2 separate regions of the Homo sapiens genome follow, and region 2 is linked to region 1. A link is a contact called in ENCODE Hi-C or POLR2A ChIA-PET data. All regions are on one chromosome and are shown on one strand. The core of a region is the stretch at or near the end of the contact, and the rest is flanking DNA. Distances in the headings are between cores, read along the strand shown.

Region 1 (5,816 bases), core at 2,582-5,081:
GGTGGGCAGATCACCTGAGGTCAGGAGTTCCAGACCAGCCTGGCCAACACAGCAAAACCCCATCTCTACTAAAAATATAAATATTAGCCAGGCACAGTGGCACACGTCTGTAGTCCCAGCTACTCGGGAGGCTGAGGCAGGAGAATCCCTTGAGCCTGGGAGGCAGAGGTTTCAGTGAGCCAAGATCATGGCACTGCACTCCAGCCTGGGGGACAGAGCGAGATTCTATCTTAAAAAAAAAAAAAAAGTATTAGAATTAAGACACCATGATAATGGTACAGAGTTAGAAAAACTGACCAGTGGAACAGAATAGAGAGCCATGAATCTACTCAAAAAAGGAGAAAATTTGATACACGAGAGAGGGTTGATATTGCAATTATTTTTATCACCATATATATGCATATTTATATTAAATACATATGTAACTTTTAAAATAACATCTCAATTTTAGAATAGATTTACAGAGCCATTGCAAAAATAGTACAGAGAGTTCCCATATACCCACTGATATGGTTTGGCTGTGTCCCCACCCAAATCTCATCTTGAACTGTAGCTCCCATAATTCCCACGTGTTGTGGGAGTGACCCAGTAGGAGATAATTGAATCATGGGGGTGGTTTCCCCCATACTGTCCTCCTGGTAGTGAATAAGTCTCTGATGGTTTTGTAAGGGGTTTTCTCTTCCGCTTGGCTCTCATTTTTTCTTGCTGCCACCATGTAAGACGTGACCTTGCTCCTCCTTTGCCTTCCACCATGATTGTGAGGCCTCCCCAGCCACATGGAACTGTGAGTCCATTAAACCTCCTTTTCTTTATAAATTACCCAGTCTTGGGTATGTCTTTATCAGCAGCGTGAGAACAAACTAATACAACCACACTCAATTTCCCTTATTATTACATCTTACATTAACATGGCACATTTGTAACAATTATGAATCAATATTGGTACATTACTATTGACTAAAGTCCCACACTTTATCAGATTTCCTTAGTTTTACCTAATGTCCCTTTTCTGGTCCAGGATTCCATCCAGAAGACCACGTTCAGTCATCAAGCCTCAGCCTTCTCTGAGCTGTGACAGTTTCTCAGACTCTCCTGGGTTTTGGCGAACTTGACAGTTTTGAGGGTTATTGATGAGGTGTTTTGTAGACCATCTCTCAGTTGGGGTCACTGTGTGCAGCCAACGCTTAAGAAATGGGGAGTTATACTCCACTTCCTGGAGGGCAGTGTATTTACATACATTTTTTGAAATTCTTCTGCACAGATTTCTTTTCCTCTGTGTATTTATTTTTCCAATCACCTAATTATATCAATATGAACTCATGAATTTTTTTATTACTTTGGTTATAATCTAATACCACTTTACTTAAGTTGTTGTTCAAATGGTTCCCCCACTTTGGCGATTAAGAGCTCTTTCAGTTGGTTTCTATGTCCTTCTCTCGTGGCCCCACCATTGTATGGTGTGTATGCTTGTGTGTCAGTGTGTTTTAGCACTTTCTTACTTTCTGACACTACGAGGTGCTCCAGGCTCATCTTGCATATTTCCTGCCCCAGTCCTAGAATCAGCTGTTTCTCCAATGAGCTCTGGTTCCTTCTGTTGGACAATAGTATAAAAACAAACCTAGGTGCTAAATGATCGCTTAGATCCAGTGCTCATTGCTACTGGGCTGCCATTGCTTCTGGACCCTCTTAGCAGAGAGAGAAAGGAGATATATGTGTGTGTATGCTAATGCATGTACACATACAATTCTTATTTTTACCTCTATCTAGCTATGTATGTATGTATGTTTGTATCTGTCATCTCTATGTTATGCTAAACATGGGTTTATACCTCTCTGGATGTTTTAGGAGCAAGGAAGAGACATGATTCCAGCTTTACCTGGGGAAAATCAATCTCACAGCAATGAGAAGAAATAAATGATGAGTTAAAATTAATTTCTATATTTTTCTAATTATTCAAGTGACTAATGTTTGGTGTGCAGAAATTTAAGAAGACTGAGGACTAGAATGAATTATAACGCAGGAGAAAACAATAACCATGCATAGTCAGCAAGAGGCACTGATACCATTTTGAGACGACTGGATGCCCTTTCGTATGCTAGGAATATGCAGCCCGTGTTCTGGAAAGTGGGGAGAAGGTCAGGCGGCTCCTAGCAGCAAAGCTGCGTTATCCTCAATATCCTGTAGGGGAGGGTTTAGGGAGTTCGGATATCCCTGCCTTTGACATTCATCTTGGCCTCAGTTTTTCTCTTACCTGGAAGCAAGAGAGGAGTTGATTGTGAGTTCAGAGTGGAAATGGTGGCCAATCCAGACCCTGCACTGCCACTGACTCTCCGGGAATGTCAGCGCCAGGTGAGAGCCAGGATTCCAGGGCCAGACCTGAGCTTGTCCATAGCCTGGGACTTGAATGGGGGGAAACTTGGGCACAGTGGCAGGTGGAAAATCAAGTCTGTGCTTCAGGGGCATCTAGGAATGCCCTGTCTATCTTCTCCCCTCCCCAACCCCATTTACCCAGGTGCCTCCTGTTACTTTCAATACTAATGCCTTCTTTTTTTTTTTTTGAGACAGAGTCTCACTCTGTTGCTCAGGCTGGAGTGCAGTGACGCAATCTCGGCTCACTGCAACCTCCGCCTCCCGGGTCCAAGCGATTCTCATGCCTCAGCCTCCTGAGTAGTTGGGACTACAGGCATGCACCACCACGCCCACCTAATTTTTTTTGTATTTTCAGTAGAGATGGGGTTTTGCCATGTTGGCCAGGCTGGTCTCGAACTCCTGACCTCAGTGGTGGGATTACAGGCATGAGCCACCACGCCCAACCTGATGCCTTCTTTTTCTGACCATTTCCTCTCCAGCAATCCCACCGTGGCCACAGGAAAACCTGGCCCAGGAGATTCCAATGTTCTTGGCTTCCCCTCCTGTCACAGCCTCAGTGATTTTGTGATTTCATCTTGCTTCTCAGGGCTTGCTTTTATCAAAAGGGTTGGTTAGTCACAATGGCTGTTAATAGGTGCAACAAGGCATAGAAGACCTGTTAGGGGTTGAACTTTTCCCCCTACAACTCCAAAATATTAATATATTGCAGTCCTAATCTTCAGGACCTCCAAGAATGTAACCTTATTTGGAAATAGGGTCGTTGCAGATGTCATTGGTTAATGATGAGGTCGTACTGGATCAGGGTGGGCCCCTTATCCAATATGACTGGCATCCTTGTAGAAACACCACAGTGTGAAGAGACAGAGATTCACGCAGAGGGAAAACTATGTGAAAAGATACACGGAGAAGACCGTGTAAAAGGTGGAGGATGAAGGTAAGGCAGTTGCAAGCCAAGGAACGCCTAAGATAAGGAACGCCTAAGATAGCCAATGACCACCAGGTCTCAGAGAGGCCCGGGACAGATTCTCCCTCACTGCCCCTAGAAGCAAGCAACCCCGCTAACCCCTTGATTTCGGACCTCTGGTCTCCAGAAGTGGGGCCCAGCTGGGATAACCTGACTCTAGGGCCACCAAGGTTTGTCATCCTGGGCGGCATTCGGGGCTGGTGTGACCCACCTTATGCACAAAGGCCAGAATAGACCTAGCGGCATTGACAATAGGACTGGAATGCCAGCTTTGTCTGTGAAGGAAGGGCGCAAGGGAGGACAGCTGTGGTGGGCAAACCCTAACCATTTCCATCCTTGTTTAGCTTTTGTTCTGACTACGACAGGACTACGTAGTCGAACTACGACTCCCAGGAAGCCGTTCGGCCTTCCCCACCCCCTCCCCGCCCACCCCGCTCCGCCCCGTCCCGGCGCGGGTCCGCCTGGTATATAAGGGCCGAATGGCCCAGCCGACTGCAGGGCGCGCAGGCGGCGCGGGTGCGCGGTGCGGCGCTGGTATCCAGAGGACGCGGTCACCGCCTCTGGCATTTGTCGTTCTGCGCTTCTCCGCAAGGACCCTCTGTTAGGCAGGCGCCCACCGTAAGCCTCCCGGGCCTTGTGAACCTGCAAACCCAAGTCTGAGAGACGATCCGCCTTCAGCGCTTTCCAGCTTGGCAGAGAGGCTTTCCCGGCGGGGATCTTTGGTTGGCGCTGGCGATGCGCGGGGAAGAAAGGCGAGGAGCGGCGTCCAGGCTGGGTGATGTCCCAGCACGAGTAGGCGGGATGCGCTCGCTTGGTCCTCCGGGCGCCCGGTCCCTGCCCGCGTCGCGCGCCCACCCCTGGGGACGAGAAGGCGGCCGCCTGAGGACCCCCGCCCGCGACCTCCGCGAGTCTGGAGCGCAGAGGACAGGGTCTGGCTGCTCTTTGGCCTTGGATGGAAAGTGGGGAATTGGGTGGGGGGCTGCGGACCCCTTAACGTGGATTACTTGGTGTGTATCAGCTGGGCTCAGAAGACCCACGACCTCTTCTCCATCCGTGGATTGATTTGTTCTGCTTAACAGCTGGGTCGCCAAGCTGGAGGTAAGTTTCCCTGCGGTTCGGGGAAGGGATCTGATTTACTTTCTTTTCTTTCTTTCCTTTTTTCCTCCGCGTCGTTTTTCGAAGGTCTCGAGATTCCGGGTTGAAATTTTTGTTCTTGTAATTGACATCTTCTTGGAGGTCATTTTAGTCATCCCCCTGCCTCCAAGCGGAGCTGATTCACCTGGGACACGGTGGTCAGCGACCACCCCATCCTGGGCGTTCTCGGCCGTTGTCCTTCAGCCTCTAGCGCTGCCAAGCCTTGGCTGCCTGGAGGGACCGAACCTCAGCTGGGGGAGACGCCCCCGCGTCCTCGGCGCACCCGCTCGGCCCCTTGCACTTGCCTTAACGCCTGGGCGCCCTCCGGGCTCCGTTACTTCGGGAGCGGTGCCGCCTCCGTGAGCTCCTGGCGTCCGCCCACTGGCGACCGGGGACGCTGCTGGGGCGCAGCGGTTGGAGAACGCGACTCAGCCGAGCCCCTCTCACCGTTGGGGCTAGGGGGTGAGCGGGGGCGTTTGGCAAGCAGCTTTCCGGCGAGGACTGGGCCACCCGTCAGGCTGACGCTGGTACGCGTTTGGCCAGGGTGTGGACGGGCTTTCTGAATAGGTGGGAGGTGGCAGGAATTCAGTCCAGTGAGACCACCCGCCACCTCCCCTTTCCGGCGCAACTTGCTAATGGAAGTCGTTTCTTGGCCAATGTGGGGAGAGGGCTTACGTCTTGAGTCTGGAACTGAAAGCATACCGCTTCTGTATCCATAGCTTCCTCCTCCCCTTGTTCTTTTGTGTCTGCCCTGTTTGGGGGCAGCGCGATGCCTGTCACTGAGTAGGCACTGAATAGATGTTTGTTGAATGAATGACTGAGCGACTCCACCCTTGGCGTGCAGATTAACCAGGGTCCTCCTTTTCCTTCTCCCTCCTTGGCGATTGTCCTCACCTCCAGGACCTATCTAGGTTTCCTGAGGATGCTTTCCCAGAGGTGGGATTCCCTCCTTCGCCCCTCACCCCTCTCCTGCAGCCTGTGGGTTCGCATTTAGAACCTGTCGGTGATCCATTTCCCACCCAGCAGTCCCTTCTGCATAGGAATCTGACGCTGTCAGGGATCACTCTTGGTCAGTGCTCAGGGTCCCAGCGTCTCCAGTGAGCACTGCTCCAGGAGCAAGAGAAAGTAAAGCAGCACCGGAAGAAGAAAAGGCAGTGCATAGTGGCACGACCCCCTACCCTGGGAGCTGGGGCCCTCGGTGCCCCTGGTCCCATGCAGGGTTTGGAACTGCCCAGGTTGACACAGCACCTTACCTGCGGCCCTTCCCCACCCTCTGCCCCCACCCCAGTTCTGTGCTTAGACTGACTCCGGGAGAGGAAAGGTTGAAACCGCCAGGCAAACTGATAAC
Region 2 (5,830 bases), core at 319-2,818, 500 kb before region 1:
GCTTGGTATATGGTGCGACCGTCAGTGTGAACAACCTAGTTCCACTGGAAGAAAGAGGCCTGTTATTGGACCCTTTGGGCTATGGCCATCGAGACCACGGGTAGCTTTTCTGCTCAGGTCACGCTCTGATATGTTGTCAAATAAAACACAGGACACTCAGCTGGGTTTCAGTTTCAGATCAACAACAAATATGCCTGTAACATAAGTATGTCCCACACATTGCCCGGGGCATATTTATAGTAATAAATGACGTTATTTTTCTGAAATTCAAATTTAATCAGGCTTTTTTTTTTTTTTTTGAGATGGAGTTTTGCTCTGTTGCCCAGGCTGGAGTGCAGTGGCGTGATCTTGGCTCACTGCAAGCTCGGCCTCTCGGGTTCACGCCATTCTCCTGCCTCAGACTCCCGAGTAGCTGGGACTACAGGCGCCTGCCACCACGCCCAGCTAATTTTTTGTATTTTTAGTAGAGACGGGGTTTCACCGTATTAGCCAGGATGGTCTCGATCTCCAGACGTTGTGATCTGCCCGCCTCGGCCTCCCAAAGTGCTGGGATTATAGGCGTGAGCCACAGCGCCCAGCCCAGGCATCTTGTTTCTATCTATTTATTTATTTTGTTTTGTTTTTGGCTAAATCTAGTCAATCCTATCCTCTGGTCTTTTCACAGAAATCCTGCAGATCAAAGCCTTTGACCTAGGGCAGTGCTTTTCAAAGGGTGGTCCCAGGACAGCAGCATCAGCAACTCCTAGCTCAAAACAAGATCTCAGGCCAGGCGCGGTGGCTCATGCCTATAATCCAGCACTTTGGGAGGCCCACACGAGTGGATCATTTGAGGTCAGGGGTTCGAGGCCAGCCTGGGCAACGTGGTGAAACCCCGTCCCTACTAAAAAAAAAAAAAAAAAAAAAAAAAAACAAAAATTAGCGGGGCTTGGCAGCATGCACCTGTGATCCCAGCTACTCGGGAGGCTGAAGCAGGAGAATCGCTTGAACATAGGAGGCAGAGGCTGCAATCACCCGAGATTGGGCCACGGCACTCCAGCCTGGGCGAAAGAGCGAGACTCCATCTCAAAAAAACAAAAGCAAAAACAAAAAAATCCCAAAATGTCAGCCCCACCCAGAATGACGGAACCAGAGCCTCTGGGGGTGCTGGCATTTTGTGTTTGACCCCCTCCAGTGATTCTTTTGAGGGTCATTGACTGGAGAATGATGCCGATGCCATCACATTACCCGCCCCCAGCCTCTCCCGCAACACACACACAGCACATCCTGCTCTGCTGCGCACCCAGTGGCATGGACCTGGCTGCCAAAGGTGTAGAAGCATAAGTAACATCAGGGGTGTTACAAAGGGCTCTTTCCTTGGGTGTTTGTAGCTTCCCTTAGGGCTGCAGTCACTCGCAGACTGCTGGGCTCTTGGCCTCAGGGCTCTGTTCTGCCCGCCCAGATCTGTTCCTGAGCCTGCAGACGGCTGTGAACCAGAGAATCTATTCTTCAGGCGGGAGTTGCCAGTTGCGGCCAAGGGGGCGGGGCCCGGAGGCGGGAGGGCCACGTGTGCGGGAGGGAAGCAGGAAGTGACTGCGGGAGTGGAGCCGGCGAGAGAGTGGCAGCGGGGGCTGATGGAAGTGCAGTGGGGGCTGGAGAGGGCACCCTAGTGAGTTGGCTTTTCTCTCCTTCGGTGCCTTTGGTTGGGCTCGAGGCCCGGGGTCGGAGGCCATCAGGACAAGAGTGTGGGACTTGGAAGGGCAGCCACCTGGAGCTTGGAAGGGGGTACGCCTGGAGAGAGGAGGGGTTTGGAGGAGAAATTGGAGGCTTTGGCAGGTGTCGGGGCGGGGTGGGAGGGTGAGGGGCGGTGGGAAGGAAGTCCCCGGACCCCGGCTATGTCCCTCTCCAGGGTGATCTGGAAGGCAATGACATGCCTTCCTTTTACAGTCCTAACCCAAATCCTCTTCGTTCGTCCCTTCCTAGGCGGTGTGTGGGGGTACCCGGGATTCCTGGGAGCAGAGGCAGCTACAAATCCAGCTGCTCCCAGGCCCCTCCCACTTGCTCTGGCTGTTAGCTGGACCTCTGGAACTTGACTGGGAATCTGGTTAACTTGCAGCAGGTCTGGGTGGGGCGTGACAGTGTGCATTTCTAACTAATTCCCAGGTTGGGTGGTCCGCGGACCACGCTTTGAGTAGCGAGGCATTAGAGAACTTTTCCACAGTCCTCTCCGCCCAGACCTGAATCCTTCTGCTGGATTCCCCCTCGTGGAGTTAGGGCATGTGTGTGCAGCTCCACTAAGGCCCAGCAGCCCTAGTGCTGTTTCCACTTCTGCAACTTCACCAGCCTCTTGAACTGACTCTTGGAAGCGGAACAACAGGTTTAAAAGGGGGAGAAAGGAAATAAAGAAAACAAACCTGTATCAATCAGCCGGGAATGCCCATGTGCTGCTGTGGCAGGTGTGTACAAGTCTACAGGCTGTTGGCATGTTAAAAGTTGGAACGGTCAGAGAATGATTCTCCCTGCTGCTAACGAATCAGGGTTGATGGAATTAATATCCCCATCGTGAGGAATTCTGAGCCCCATTGTGTAAGCTGTGATGGAGATGCTGTGTCCTAAAGTTGTTACTGGTCTGCCGGTTAGAGAAAACTTCTTGTTCTCTTGGGACTCTGCCAGAAACTTTTTCTTCTCTTGAGACTCTGCAGAAAACTTTCTGTTCTTTTGGGACTCTTCTTTGCTCTTGCCAATCCCACATGGGGCAGGAGAACTCATTTTCTAAGCTCTTGGTATTGTAGAAGTTTTACCAGTTTTATTTATTTATTTATTTTTATTTTTTTTTGAGACAGAGCCTTGCTCTGTCACCCGGACTGGAGTGCAGTGGCGCGATCTCGGCTCACTGCAACCTCCGCCTCCCGGGTTCAAGCGATTACTCCTGCCTCAGCCTCCCGAGTAGCTGGGACTACAGGCACTGGGACTACAGGCACACACCACGACGCCCAAGTAATTTTTGTGTTTTTAGTAGAGATGGGGTTTCACCGTGTTGGCCAGGCTGGTCTCGAACTCCTGACCTCAGGTGATCTGCCCGTCTTGGCCTCCCAAGGTGCTGGGATTACAGGCATGAGCCACTGCGCCTGGCCAAGTTTTACCAGTTTTAATCTTTTGCTTTCCACAGTTTAATGTGCATAAGAATCCCCCATGGAATTCCACAAAATGCAGACCCTGATTCAGAAAGTCTGGGGTGAGACCTGAGTTTCTGCATTCCTAACTAGCTCCCAAGCCGGACCAGTGCTGCTGGTTCTCTGACCACCCTTGTAGCGAGGATTTAAAACAGCAAATAGAGAAGAAACTTCTCCGAGGGGCACTGGGCTTGCATTGCCCGTGATCAATGCTGCTCCTGTTGGGATGGAAAGGATGGTGGCCTCGGTCTTCCCTCTGTGTCCCTTTTTCTTACTCAGGAGGGTGCTCAGATATACATGGGGACAGGCTTAGACGGGTGTTTCCCTATCCCACTAACCACCAGGAACACCCACGAGCTCCCTCTGTTCTGTTCACCAGCCCACAAGATCCACATTGACTTTGGCCTGTTGGCAAATGTAAATTGTTTGCTCTCTTCTGTAGCTGTCAAGAGGCACATTCAAATACAGGAAAGAAAGGTGTTTTTGTTATGCCCTGTCTTGGATGATAAGTACTAAGAGGATGATCCCTTTGTGCTGTTCTTTGTAAATGCTGTTTGAAATTTTGTCCACAGCAACTCGGAATAGATGATTGGTGTAATGGTCCAGATGGCTTGGTTTAAAAACAAAGACCAACCCCTCTTTTTAGGGTGGCTTAGCAAGATGACGGATGTAAAGGGTAGTAGTTTTTTGAAAATGATTTTTTTTTTCTTTAATTGGCGTGGTCACAGTTTTCACAGTTGGTGCAGTTCGTTTAGAGTGCGGGAACTAGAGTCTGATTCCATAGATGCTATTTATCTCAGAGTTTCTGGCACAGGGGCTGAGCCAGGGCTCACCTGGGCTCACCTGGACCTATACCCTTCCTAGGTTTGAGCCTGGGTGTGTTGCTGAGCCGCTTGGCATAAGGGCTGCGTCCACACTCTGCCATGGTTTCCTTCCAGGGTCAATCGAGGCAGCGTCTTCAGCTCTTGATCTGCAGGCTCAGGGCTGCTGGCTCCTCACAGAGCACCGGGAACTGGCAGGGCTGAGCCCAGTGTGGTTGTGTCCAGCCAGCCCTCTGGGTGCTGGCAGACCATCAGGGAGATGAATGAGGCTTTGATATGAGGCCCTGAGCCCAGTGTTTGTGTACCAGAACACAGGGCTTTTCAACAAATGGGTTTCTCTGCCTTGTAACTTTCCACAGGGAGAGATCTGATTGTCATCTCAGATCCAGAATTTTAAGCATGTTAAAGTCTGGAGGAGGTTCTCTGGACTGAAATGAGAGGGAGTGGTACTTCCCTTCCTTTCCTTGGTGGGCGGTGGTGTAACTTCAGCTTCAGCAGCAGGGTGCTGAGTTGACCAGGGGACATTCCATTCCTGGGTCCTTTTGCTTGTCCTTGCTGACTGTCCTGTGCAGGTAAGCTGGCCCTTTTCCATCCAGCACATATTTTTCAGGGGTTACAAAGCCCTATTTTACAGGGGTGCCAAATGTGAAAAAGCACCGTCCCCGTCCTCAAGCAACTAAGGCTGTAAAAGATGGAGGCAAAGCCACACTGAGAGAGGACCAAAGCTGCATGCTAGGACAGGGCTGGGGAAGGCCAGAAAAGCCTTGGTCGTGAGGTTGGCATTATGTGGGCTGCAGAGGGTGCTCCGGGTTCTGATGGCTGGAAATGTGCAAGGAAGGTATTCCAGGAGGGAACTGCATGAACAGGGACTTGGAGGCAGGATTGTCTGGGGCTTGTGGAAGGTGCCATAAATAATTCAGTTGAGCTGGAGTTGGGTGCTCGTGCAGGCATGATGGAGAACGGGATTGGAGAGTCGGGGGTTGGTGGGTATCAAAAGTTGGTTGGTGGAGTTTACCCTTTGGCTGGGCAGGTGCGCTGTTGCAGATGTGATGGGGATTAAGATTGGAAGCGTGTTGACATCACCTGAGCTAGTCACCTGTCTTTGGTGGAGGCTGAGTGCGGATGGTGGGCAAGAGACGGTAGAAGAGGCAGATTATGTGGGGGAGGCTGCATCAGACCCTCCTATGCCCCCTTCTTCTGGAATAAACCACATTCTTTGTGCTTCTCTTTGAAACCACTTTTCAATGTTGCAGCCTTTTTTGTGGATTCCCCTGGCATCTCCCTGTGCCTTCTTTCAGATTAAGACGATTTCCAGTTCCTGGGGGACCTGGATAGAGAAGCCTGACCTGTGTGCTGGGTGGCTGAGGGACACAGATGGCGTGGTGGAAGGGTGCATACGGTCAACCTGGAGGGAGGCCAGCTCCCACACAGGGTGTTAGGACCCGTCAGAATATGCGCCTGTCACTGAAACGGACCACCGGTGGCTGACCCTCTCGCTCCTCTTGCACAGCTGTATCCAGCATGCTCCAAGGCCACAGCTCTGTGTTCCAGGCCTTGCTGGGGACCTTCTTCACCTGGGGGATGACAGCAGCTGGGGCAGCTCTCGTGTTCGTATTCTCTAGTGGACAGGTGAGTTGCCTTGCTTTGGTTCTGGATGTTGGTGGGGAGCCCGTTGGTAAAGGGGCACTGTCCCACTCCATGGAGCAGGTTTGTAGACTTTTCAGTGCCCCTGGCCACACCCCCAGGCATTGTGTACTGGGGTTTGTTCGCTGTCTTCTTATTTTCTCACCTTCTCCCTGCCAGGCCGGGAGAACAGATGTCTGCTTGCTGTAGACACCTTCATGCACCATCATCTCCCCT

The links. Hi-C counts contacts between places; a loop is a spot of excess contacts on that map. ChIA-PET counts read pairs that join two places held with the same protein, here RNA polymerase II (POLR2A). Pooled maps may share reads with other maps.
Region 2: a map of naive thymus-derived CD4-positive, alpha-beta T cell shows a loop between it and region 1 (28-fold over the local background). The contact joins the promoter of SLC39A11 here to the promoter of LINC00673 in region 1. A Hi-C loop is called at or near these places in 1 of 168 maps with a recorded cell type or tissue (naive thymus-derived CD4-positive, alpha-beta T cell) and 8 of 50 pooled maps. POLR2A ChIA-PET finds 5 or more read pairs at or near these places in 1 of 52 experiments (GM10248).

The regions. Positions count from the first base shown.
Region 1 is chr17:72,590,819-72,596,634 of GRCh38, reverse strand. It overlaps LINC00673 (long intergenic non-protein coding RNA 673), which reads left to right and starts at 3,831. Exons shown (of 4, transcript NR_152516.1): 1 at 3,831-4,432. RefSeq lists a silencer at 3,704-3,753.
Region 2 is chr17:73,088,426-73,094,255 of GRCh38, reverse strand. It overlaps SLC39A11 (solute carrier family 39 member 11), which reads left to right and starts at 1,568. Exons shown (of 10, transcript NM_139177.4): 1 at 1,568-1,645; 2 at 5,481-5,599. The coding sequence starts at 5,492. RefSeq lists a silencer at 2,408-2,639 and enhancers at 3,610-4,110, 4,111-4,611.